Regions from separate parts of the Homo sapiens genome. Here region 2 is linked to region 1. A link is a loop called in an ENCODE intact Hi-C map of the cell type or tissue named here. Cell type or tissue: Panc1. All regions are shown on one strand. Links, peaks and the distances in the headings refer to the core of each region. The heading gives the core; the rest is flanking DNA.

Evidence for each region. Hi-C counts contacts between places; a loop is a spot of excess contacts. Peaks named below come from ENCODE experiments on the same cell type or tissue, not always from the same donor. Only the 100,000 strongest peaks of a DNase experiment are listed, where the experiment ranks them.
Region 2: a loop joins it to region 1, with 4 times the contacts of the local background. A loop is called at or near these places in 1 of 110 quality-filtered maps.

Annotation. Positions count from the first base shown.
Region 1 is chr18:70,452,278-70,458,574 of GRCh38, reverse strand. No RefSeq gene overlaps it. Among named protein-coding and RNA genes, the nearest start is that of LINC01910, 71 kb to the right of the region's middle. In Panc1, for the core only: CTCF peaks have their summits at 3,480 and 3,680 (motif pointing right); a DNase peak (open chromatin) is centred at 3,684; H3K27ac peaks cover 2,272 bases.
Region 2 is chr18:70,293,710-70,300,006 of GRCh38, reverse strand. The region is part of intron 1 of SOCS6 (suppressor of cytokine signaling 6); the gene reads right to left. Among named protein-coding and RNA genes, the nearest start is that of SOCS6, 7.8 kb to the right of the region's middle. In Panc1, for the core only: no CTCF peak of the experiment used is centred there; no DNase peak of the experiment used is centred there; H3K4me3 peaks cover 2,056 bases; H3K27ac peaks cover 2,500 bases.

The DNA of each region.
Region 1 (6,297 bases), core at 2,150-4,649:
GAAAAAGACAGTACTAGGAAAACCGAAATGTTTCCCAAGGCAGCAGGTAAGTCAGCTGCGCTAATTAACACTGACAAATCAAATCAAATTTTTTTTTTTTTTTTGAGACAGAGTCTCGCTCTGTTGCCCAGACTGGAGTGCAATGGTGCGATCTCGGCTCACTGCAAGCCCCGCCTCCTGGGTTCAAGCAATTCACCCTGCCTCTGCCTCCTGAGTAGCTGGGACTACAGGCGCCCACCACCACACTCGGCTAATTTTTGTATTTTTTTAGTAGAGACGGAGTTTTGGCATGTTGGCCAGGCTAGTCTTGAACCCCTGACCTCGGGTGATCCACCCATCTCAGCCTCCCAAAGTGCTGGGATTACAGGCCTGAGCCACTGCGCCCAGCCTCTCAAATTTGATAAAGAAAGGAAGTTGGCTGGTGGCCTTATCCACACAGAAGTCATTGATGAAAACAATATTCAAGTAGGAATGCAACTCTGACTACCTGTTACACATATGGAGATGGAATCGCATCCAAGCCTCCGTGGTGATTAGGACAGAACAGTGGTTAAGGCAATGGGCTTTGGAGTCAGGCAGCCCTGGGTTCACATCCCAGCAGCCTCCTTCCTTCTGAGTTGCAGGACTCCAGATAAGTCCCGTAAATTCAGTGTAATCTTACTTCTTCCTTTATAAAATGGGGATGTTGTTAACACCACAATTTAATTGGCCTCTAACTATAGGCCAGGTACAGCTCTAAGTGTCTTATTAGGTTATTCAGTGCTCACTAAAGTAGGAATCATTATTTTAGTCATTTGACACAAGAGAACCCAATACCAGAGACATTAGTGACAGAGACAATGACCCTGGTAGTGTGGTCGGCAGCCTCTGAGGTGTCCTCAGGACCCCCGGCATCCCGCTATTGCCTTCTGTTGAATGTGAGCTGGACCTAGTGCCGCACGTTTAACAAATGAAATGTGGTAAAAGTAATGGGATATCACTTTTAAGATTAGGTTACAAAAAGGCTCTAACTTCTACCTTTCTGACGGTCTTTGTTCACCCTCACTCCCTTTCTCACGCACTCTGGGAGAAGCCAGCTACCATGTTGAGAGCTGCTCAGTGGAGCACCCCATGTGACAAGAAACTGATGTCTCTGGCCAACCTGACCTGAGGCCTGCCAACAGCCACTTGAGTGAGTCTCTCAGTGGATTCTCCCCCTGCTGAGCCGTCAGATGAAGCCAGAGCCCAAGCTGACACTTTGACTGCAGCCTTGTGAGACACCCTGAGCCAGAAGAGGACCCAAGGAAACTACACCTGGATTCCTGAGCCACAGGAATCCTCTCTCTCCAAAACAGTATGCTGTTTTGGGCTGTTAAGTTTTGGGGTAATTTGTTACATAGCAACATAACTGATCGAGGTAGTAAACGGCACGCTGAATTAAAATCCAGACATTTTGATGCCAGAACCTGCCTAAAAAGAGAGAAAGGTATAGAGCAGAGTGCTGTTAAGCTCCTTATGTGATTACAGTTTGGTCATTCTCAATGCATCCTCTCCATTGCCTCTTTAAAGTCCCAATTCAAGACAAGACAGTACTTTGGAGTGAAGGGAATCCAAATTACAATTATCTTCAAGATTCTCTTCTCCAGAGTGATCACAGAGGTGGGCAGTAGCCTCCAACCATTGACAAATGTATATGAATAAGCACAGCCCATGTCCCTGATACTGTTATCAGTGGAGGATGTCCAGGTTCTTGGCGTCTTGAACAAAGAATTGGACAAAACGCACAAACAAAGCAAGGAAAGAATGAAGCAACAAAAGCAGAGATCTATTGAACATGAAAGTACACTCCACAGTGCAGGAGTGGGCCCAAGCACAGAGGCTCAAGGGCCCCGTTACAAAATTGTGGGGGGTTTAAATGCCCTCTAGAGGTTTCCACTGGTTACTTGGTGTTCGCCCTATGTAAATGAAGAGGATGAAGTAAAGTAATAAAGTCATTTACTCAGCCTACGCCTTATGTAACTGGATAGAATATTTCCTGTCATAGCTGAAGTGTGAATCGCCCTTATGTTCCCCGCCTCTATACCCTATTTTCCTGCCTCAGATACCTTCCTCTTCTAATTAGTTAAAAATACCTAAATTTATTTTATCAGGCCCCAGGATTTAATACATATGTATATATGTATATGTATACGTAATACATATATACATATGTATATATGTATATGTATACGTAATACATATATACATATGTATATATGTATATGTATACGTAATACATATATACATATGTATTAAATGTGTGTGTGTATATATATATATATATATATATATATATATATATATATACATATACTTTTCAAAAACACTCGTAGAAAGTTCTTTTAAATATAGGATTTAAGTTTTGAAAATAATCAAAGCCCACTAGCACAAATCACACTATGGACTTCCCCAATGTATGAAATTGAATTTTTAAAAAGTCAACAAAATCAGTCCTGTGGGAATATAAGGGAAGGAGCATTCATAAAAATCATGAAGCTATATCAATCAGTGGCATAGGATCAATGTGCTCTGCATGGAGAATAGTTGAGTACAATAGATTGAGTATAATGCAAAGTACTTTTGTGGGCACCACCTGACTTCCTTCTTTCCTCCCAGAAGCTGCCTTGTGAGTCACTGCCCTACTCCCCCAACCCTGGTACTCGCAGTATTTGAGGCTCATAAAGAATGAGGCCCTGAGCCTCTAAACCAATCGCCCTGATTATTTCTACAAGTAAGCATTCATTTAGTGTCCTCCAAAAGTAATATGTAATGTAGTCTGGGCAAAATTGTATTTTAAATGATCTCTGAATGACCTCCTAATCTAAATTATTCAAACAAGGCAAAACCTCGAGGGGCGTGTGGAAAAGTGGTTACAGAAATAGGAGACTATAATGGCAAAAAAGTAAGAAGTTGTCAAGATGCACTTTTAACATTAGTTTAATTACCATACCAAAATATCTAGAGTTATAGCAAAGCTCAAAACCAGATATTCAGCCCATGTGAAATGCATTAATGCTCAGTTTTAGTTCTCTGATTGAAATACGGAGGTTTTAAAAGAAATGTAAAGCCAATGCAGCTCCAATTTGCTCTAAGGTATCCGCAGCTCTCCCATATGGGATTTTCACTCAAGCAACTTAATTTCCAAATAATCTCATCCAGCATTTGAGTAGACTGTATAAGGTGTTGCACACAGTATACGTTTTAGTGGTTAATAAGAAAGCCCTCAGAATTTATTTTCTGAGTACGAATAAAGATAAAGGGAATACTGTACCATTAAGTAACAATAACAGCAATTTAAAATACTTTTGTTTTGAGAAAAGTGTATTTTAGAATTAAATATTCAAGTGTTTAAAATCAAGCAAGTGCGAAGATTTGGCACAGACTTTTGGCAGTGACTTGGTGTTCAGTGTTATTAAAATGCCTTCAATCCTCATATGAACCCCGGTCTGTTCCAAGCCACAGGCTTCATCCCTAAATTTAAAGTGGAAAGAATGGATCTTAGGCTGGACTAAATGTTAGAGTAAGAGAGAAAAGTAATTAAACTAACAACATGAAAAATAGAAGAAAATATTGTGTATAAATCAAATTAAACTTGTCCTTGAAACGTTTCAGCTACTTAGAATTAGGAAATGCATAGAATCGCCACAAGGGGGTGCTACTGATAAACCAACAACAGCCCTTCCTTGGCCATTCTCATGACTAAATAGTCCTCAAACCTCCAGCCTAGTGCACTATCAAAACCAAGTCAGACAATTCACAGCAGGAGAGGAGAGATTTTAAAACAGAAATGTGTTCAAGAACATAGATCCACAAAACAGAGCTTCAAACAAAAACAAGTTATCAAAGGGCAAACAGAAGAGAATACCAGGCCTTTTCCCTTATCCCTCATCACAGATTTAGTTATTTTAAAAAGCAATCTTTGCTGCTTTTCAAGAGAGCATTAAACTTGAAGTATATTTACTCTTCATTCTCTTTGAGGAACAATCCACTTAAAAACAACTCCGAAGCGGAATATCCCGGGGGAGTCCTTCCTGCGGACCCCCACCACCAACCCAGCCAGCCTCCAATTACATGACCCATCATTTTCATCTAAAAGTGCTGTCTTTTAACATTGCATCCTCAAGGGCTACGTAAAAAAAACCATAAGCAAACAAACAAAAGTCCTTACTCCTGAATGTTTAAAATGCAAATCGAGTTTTGAAATTCTAAGTCTTTGTTGTGCTCAGAATTACTGCCACTTTTTTTAACTTCCCTCAAGTGAAGTCACCAAAGAAAGAATGACTGAAACTTTAGTACTAAAAGTTATTCACAGTTTTATTATTGAGTTTAAAAAGCTTTTCCGGTGAATGGCAATACAAAAACAAAGGTTCTCTCACAGCACTGGGTTTTTGTCTTTTCAATGAAAGCATATTCAATTAGTAAGACCCACAATACCTTAAGATTCAATTATTTTTCAATAATTGTTTTTCATAATGAATCACAAAAGTTGTTTTCTTCCATCTTGCTAGCCTAACCTGCTATGCCCAAACCAACTACAATTTAGCTATTTGGGGTACTTCATTTCTTTTCTTGCTGCTCTGAACTTTAATGGACAAAATGTTAATTAAATAAGAATAAAGCAAAATGCATGACAGGGCCTAGCATGTAGTGGAAGCTAAATAATTATTAGTTCCTTCCCGGTACTCCCAATAGGCATCCTTTTTTGTGTGGAGGAATACATTTTCTTTTGCCTACACATAAGAATGGCTTTATCCATAGATGATGTTACCTAACTGTCTACTTGCTGTGATGGAGAATTCTGGAAGGTTCTCCCATCCGAGGATGCCTTATCGCACTGAGGGACTGCCGATGATGGATAAAGCATGGTTCTTAACTACAACAGCTTAAATAAATCCTGAGCCTGTCAAACACTGAGTCTACGCATAGAGAGTATGTGATCAAATAGGAAACTTAATGGCACAAAGTGATTGCACAACAGCACAGTGTGGAAAGGATGTGGACTTGATAGCGAGACTGATGTAAATTGAGTAACACCCTCCAGAAAGATACGTTCAAGTCCTAACTTCCATGGCTTGTGAGTGTGACATTACTTGGAAATAGGGTCTTTGCAGATGTAATTAAGGATCTCGAGGATGAGATCACTCTGTTTAGAGTGGGCCCTAAATGCATTCCTTATAAACGAAAAGGAGAGGGAGTTTAGGCACAGATCGTCACAGAGGGAGACCTCTGTGAACACAGACACAGAGATGGGTGTGAATCAGCTACAAGGCCAGGAATGCTGAGGCTTGCTGGCAGCCACCAGAAGCTGTTCCAAGAGGGAGAAGCGTGGAACAGATTCTCTCGCTGAGCCACCAGATGGAACCAACCCTGCCAACACCTTGATTTCAGACTTCTGGCCTCCAGCACCGTGAGATGATAAATCTGCTGTATGAAGCCACCTGGATTGTAGTGATTTGTTACCACAGCCTAAGGACACTAACACAAGTGACCTGGGTTCAAATCAATGCTTCCCCAGCCTGTGGCCCAGGGCATCGAACTTTAAATGTCCTCCTCTGTAAACTAGAGTTCCTATTAGCTACCTCGCAGAGAAATCAAAAAAACAGTCAAGACTGCTGTGATCCCCTCCACACCCCTTACAGCCTCTTTGACCAATGGCATGAGACTTAACATCTTGTGTCTCAGTTTCCTCATCCATAAAATGGAGGTGAAAATAGCAGCTACCTCGTAGGCTGGCGTGAGAAGTACCGGAGATGCTGCCCAGAGACCACAGGGGCGGGGCACATGAGGCCCTCGGCCCATGCAAGCTGCCTGTGCTGACCTGTTGTCATGGTGACCACCGTGGGAACTGAGCTGACCGGAAGACCAGTAAGGTTTGGGATGAGCAGGAAGCTTCCGTAGGAGAAAAAACCTGAAGTGGACGTTGAAGCAATGGTTCCATTTGGATGGGTCACAGAGAGGGATCGGCATCTGGGGCGGGGTTGGCTCAGGAACCTAAGAAAGGAGTGGGAGACGCTGTGTGCATGCATGCGCGGACCTCTCCACCTAAGCAAAGGCCCTGGAGAGCCTGGTGAGCTGAATTAAGAAGAAGGCTGGACAGCTGGGCTGAAGTTAAATTCACTAGAAACTCCACAGCGAGTTTAGACATGGGATATGGTTTGGCTGTGTCCCCACCAAAATCACACCTTGAATTGTAATCCCCGTAATCCCCAAGTGTCACAAGAGGGACCCTGTGGGAGGTAATTGAATCATGGGGGTGGTTTCCCCTAAGCTGTTTTCATG
Region 2 (6,297 bases), core at 1,427-3,926, 160 kb after region 1:
CCCTCGGTATTCATGGGGGATTGGCTCCAGGAATAACAGAAGCTATGAATGCTCAAGTCCCTTATATAAAACGTCATAGTATTTGCATATAACCTATGTACATCCTCCCCATACTTTAAATCATCTCTAGATTATTTATAACACCTAACACAAGTGTTATATAAATGGTTATATTATTTTTTGTTGTCTTATTTGCACTTAACCAATTCAAAGAAATGTGATATAAGACATATTTCATCTTTGTCTCTAGTTCCTGGCACAGTTCCTATATCTTTGGGATTTCCTGAGATAGAAATATTTTTTATTGTTCAAAACAAGCCCCTTTCAATCACAACTGTTAATGCTAACGCTGTGATTAAAAGCGGCCCTCCTAGATGGCCTCTGGATGGGGCTGGTCACCCAGAGACCCAGTGCCTAGAGTGTGGAACTTTCAGCACCGACCCCCCGTCCCTATCCTGAAGAGAAATGAAGAGAAAAGGAAAGGATTAGAGATTGAGTTCTACAGAAACTCTAACTACAAGATTCGGGGACCTTGCACACACAAGGGTGAGCTGGGCAGGAGGCCACCCTAGGAGGGCACAGAAACTCCACGTCCCCCCGTGCTTGCTCCGTGCACCTCTTCTACTGGGCTGTTGCTGAGTTGTGCCCTTAATAATAATGTTTTCCTGAGTTTTATCCAGCAAATTATCTAATCTGAGGAGGTAGTGGGAACCCCTGATTTGTAGCCAGTCGGTCAGAAGTATGAGAGGCCTGGGACTTGTGACTGGCATCTGAGGACGGGGCAGTCTCATGGGACTCAGCCCGTTGCCTGTGGGGACTGTACTTACTCTGGGTAGGGTCTGAATTAACTGAAATGTTGGACTCAGTTTTCTTTTTTTGTTTTTAAGACGGAGGGTCGCTCTTGTTGCCCAGGCTGGAGTGCAATGGCATGATCTTGGCTCGCTGTAAGCTCCACCTCCCGGGTTCAAGCGATTCTCCTTCCAGCCTCCCAAGTAGCTGGGATTACAGCATGTGCCACCGTGCCTGGCTAATTTTTGTATTTTTAGTAGACACGGGGTTTTGCCACGTTGGTCAGGCTGGTCTCGAACTCCTGACCTCAAGTGATCCGCCCACCTCGGCCTCCCAAAGTGTTGGGATTACAGGTGTGAGCCACCGCACCCAGCCTGGACACTCAGTTTTCACACTGAAGAAGTGGTTGTTGGTGTTGGAAACACATCACAAGAAATAAATCAGCCTTTTATCTTTACCACTGTGTGTATCAGGCCTGAGACTCCTATGAAATAACTATGACACTTTTCAACAAATTAATATAGGTATCTTAACTCTAAATCAGTGGAGACCTGGGCAACATTGATAATGGAAATCATTTGCACACTGAAAAGACAGCACCCCAACTTACTACTAGTAAGATCCTTAATGATGTCCACATCTGCAACCTTATTGGCTAAGGTATAATTACAGTTGGTGGCTTAGAAACAGCTATTGTAATACTTTCTGATATATATATAATACATCCTGACCTCCAGAATGATAAATGTAAAATACTATCTTATATATAGTTCTTTTAATACCATTCACCTATATATGATTATAGCTGACAATGACAAATTAAAAAACAATTATTTAACATTTTAATGTAAACAAAATTATTTTAACTAAAAATATAGCAAATTCCCTAAAAATCTCACCACATTAATTGTCTATGAAAAAGAATGACCTCATGAATTATAAACTACCAAGTAGGTAAGATTCTTTCAGAATTTGACAAATTATGAACAAAGATGTTTTGTTTTTATTCTGTACTGTAGCAAAGTGTTTTAATAGTTTCTTCATTGCTTTAAGATTAAAAGTAATTTGTTTATATATTAAAATATCTTAAATGTAATGAACTACTAAAGCAAAAATATCTAACTTGTGAAAGGCAACATGCATGTAAAACTAACTGAAAAATAACACAACTGTTATGACTGCTCTCAGAGCCTTCAGATCAACACAAAAGCTCTAATTTAAAGAGCAATTTGCCCATTATTCAAATGCTTTCACATAGAACATACAAGATTTTGTCATTCAATTTGCAGTAGAGAATTTGAGTTTTCAGTTAAAATAATCTTTTCCCCATTTCTAAAGTACATCCAAATGAAGAATGGAGTTTTAAATAGCAGATTTGGGGAACAAAAAGTAATCCACATGAAATTTGTTATTAAATGTACATTAAGAGCCAACATAAACTTCATTCATTGATCATTAGCGCTGAAGGGAATCTTGGAAAGCAATAATTATTCAATTTAATAATATATCCCTATTAAGCAAACAATATAAAAATCTTACAAAATGAAAAGATTACTTGTATTATAAAACAATAATCTGATTGCCAAAAGTAACCATTTATTGTGGGTTCCCAAAGATGCGATCTCTTGATGCTTTTAAAATAGTCCAAATTAAAATAATTATGTTACCACCCACTACAGATCAGCAGGCATTTCATCGACTAAGTTAATTGAACTCAGTGACACAGATGTGGCTTCATGAGAGCACTAACTGAAAACACTACTTTTATTTAAAGAAAAAAATAGATCTGGTTTTCCCAAAAACGAAGGGTTTAATATTCACTGATGCTAGCAAAACAAACAAAAACTGTTGAAAAGAAGGGAAAAAAAAACCCTCCTGATTAAACATACACTTCTTTATCTCCATCATTCCCCAAAAACACAGGAACGAAGAAAATCACAAAGCGAATTACGGCAGATGACAACAGTGTTAAGTGGCTAAAACAAACTGGAGTAAACCAAAATCTAAGACTGCTGGAAAGGAAGACGACGAAAAACCAGCCTGAGAAAAGGTTTCACAAATCTGAACTGAGAGGCGGATGCTATTTGTTTAAAAAAGAGGGGGTGAGGAGAACAGTTAGAAAACAAAACTCCCACAGCCAAAAAGTAAACATTCAATAAAAGAAAAATTGAGGGAACTCCCCTCCAAAGAACAACAACAACAACAACAACAACAGACAAGAAAAATGGAGAAAAAAGCTAAGAAAATAAGTAGACGGATTTAGGAGTTCCTATGTCCAATGAAGAAGAGCTTAAGACAGAAAAAAAAAAAAGAAAGAAAATGAGAAAATGAAAGGGAAGAAATTATAAAAGTCATTTTAATAGTTTTTCTAGAACTGAAAAACATAAGTTTATAGACTGAAAAGCTCTGTGGAATGCTCAGCACATCCAAAGTAGAAAAGAACAATCACCAGACCCACCATGGTAAAATGTTAGTATTTAGGCAATAACACAAAAGTCCCCCAAAAGCTTCCAGGGGGAAAAGAAATGGCTTACAACTGCCTGGGAAACTGGCGGCATGTGACTTAACAGTAACACTGAAAACCGGACGACAACGGAGCAATGCCTGCAATATTCCAAGAGGAAACACACTTACAACTATGACCCCCACTGACAGTTCAATGACTCTCCTTGTGCCCTTGCATGCGTCTGGAATTCTTGCAGGGACTAGGCCTGGTTCTGGCCTATGGTGACCAGCGTGCGACCTGCAGATACACCCACATCCGCCATGGGGACAACAGACAGGAACTGTAGGTGAAAGCAGATTGGACCCAAAGGAAGAGGCCAAGGGAGGCGGCGTCCACAGCAGACTTTGTGAAAGCAAGACACAGACCTCTATTCATGCACTGAGATTTCAGAGTTAATTTGTCACTGCCAAATAACTTATTTGATCTGAACTAAAATATTAACCTGAAATTTTATACACAGCCAGGCATACACCAAATACTTAGAACATAGACATTTTCTGACACACAAGGCTCAAAAAAAAAGTCATCTTCCCCATCACCTTTCACAGGAAGTCACTATGAGGATGAGCTTCATCATATCAAGGCGGTAAACTAAGGAACTGAAAACAAGGAACCCCACTTGGGAAGGAGAAAAGAATTTCTAAGTTGACGGTAGAGGCTCCTGTGATTCGTCCTGTTTTAGATACTGTTCCTGCCTTCTGTATCTTTCTCCAATCAAACACACGTCACCCTGCAAGAGCCAGCTCAACTGTAACATCCTCCAGGAAGACACGAATCCAAACTCCCCAGTTCCCAGGATTAAATTAAAACCTTAAGCATCAACAGCAAGAAGGGCTGCATACACCAGAGTCCACTCTGAAATCGACTACTAATGTGGTGTGTGACTCTGGGCAGATGACACCCTGCTTAGACCCAATTTCCTCATCTGTGCAAGGACGAAGATAATCTATAATCAGAGCAGTTCCTTCTAGCTCTAAAATGCAGTAATTCTGCTGCAAATATATAAAATCACTAAAATCCTACTGAAATTCTCTGCACTGGTATTTGCTTACATTTTCTGCCAGTCTGTGATATTTGGCAATAATGTTATTTCCTAAATATGTCACTTTTCTTTTTTAACTTTAAAAGCAATGTCAACAAACAAAAATGACTATTGTCTGAGGGATGGTAATACATTACTGAAAACCAAAATTAAGCTTTAAAAACAAACACCATTATTATACACATCACAACAAACTTTAAACAAGTAACATACAGATACAGTAAAAATCTACCAGTAAGAATTCATCTGACTTTCAAAGCATGCTAACCCAGCTGCTTCAACCATCTAGCATATTATTGATATGGTCAGAACAATGTGTACCACAAAAATCACTGTAAGTGCCACCATAAACAGCACCAAATAATCAGCTACCCAGAGCGCTGGGTAAAAATACCTTGTCTAAAGATTAACACTGAACTATTGAAATTGTTTTTGATGGAAATCTTATCTAATAGGAGCCATACATTCCTGTCTTCAAAAAGGTATTTTAAGCACAAGTGTGTATATTAAGTATAATCTCAGACTGTCACAAACTGCTGTATATAAATGGATGCCTCTCCAGATGACCAAATTTATCTGCTGGAAAATTTCAGGATGGCATAATGACACCATTAGGACTTACTGATGTTCAGATTACTGCCTGCCTTCCAGGCCTTCAGATATATCCTGTCTTCTTTCTTTTCTTCTCTATACTCAAGAGTCCGATGCTATGGAAAATAAGATAATCATCACTCCCCAGTCTCCAAGTGTGATGCCCTTTTAACAATTTTAGAAAGTATTTTAGTGTGTTCGCTGTTAGGAGTGATAAAACAGTATCAGAACAAACATAATCAGAGCAGAAGGCTCTGCAGAGAAGGCAAGTGCGGCATCTTTTTTGTTCTCGGTCTCCCACCAATGAACTGCAATGACCCCACAGCCAGGTCAGGCAATTGCTGCTAACACTGTGACCACCTGTAATCCTTACCAGTCTAGCAGCTTGCACTAGCAATCCTTCTGAAGGCGCCCATTCACTTACTGCTTTCATTTCCATTTCTCTTGCTCTTTTGGTCTCAAACACTTTTCCCACATTAGGCTTCCTTAACAAAAACATTCAAGTCTAACACAGGTGTGGCTGATTAATCAGAATACTACTTTTGACTAGTCAGATTATGTTTTAAATTAATAGTAATAATTACTTTAAATAGGAATTATTACCATTATTATATATTATAAAAGAGGGGGTGAGGAGAACAGTTAGAAAACAAAACTCCCACAGCCAAAAAGTAAACATCCAATAAAAGAAAAATTGAGGGAACTCCCCTCCAAAGAACAACAACAAAAAAAACTGACAAGAAAAACGGACTCCTACTCAGTGGCCAGGCCCCCTGGGATGTGTCAGGGACACAGAAAAGAATTAATAGTAATAATTACTTTAAATAGGAATTATTACTATTACTTTAAAACATAATCTAACTAGTCAAAAGCAGTCAGATAAAGGAGTAGAATACTAGTGTTAAAGTATTAGCACTTGTTATATTTCAGGCACTTAATACACTAACATGCATTATCTCATTCCATTTTCTTTCTTTTTTTTTTTTTTTAAACGGAGTCTCGCTCTGTTGCCCAGGCTGGAGTGCAGTGGCACAATCTCGGCTCACCACAACCTCCACCTCCCAGGTTCAAGCAATTCTCCTGTCTCAGCCTCCCGAGTAGCTGGGACTACAGGTGTGTGCCACCATGCCCAGCTAATTTTTGTATTTTTAGTAGAGACGGGGTTTCACTATGTTGGCCAGGCTGGTCTCGAACTCCTGACCTCCTGCTCCACCCGCCTCAGCCCCGCAAAGTGGTGGGATTACAGGCGCGAGCCACCGCGCCCGGCTATCTCATTCCATTATCACACCAGCTCTGAGAGAAACATCATCATTATTATATACGTAAAGGAACAAAACCTTAAGTTTTTTTTTTTGTTTTAATCTACCCT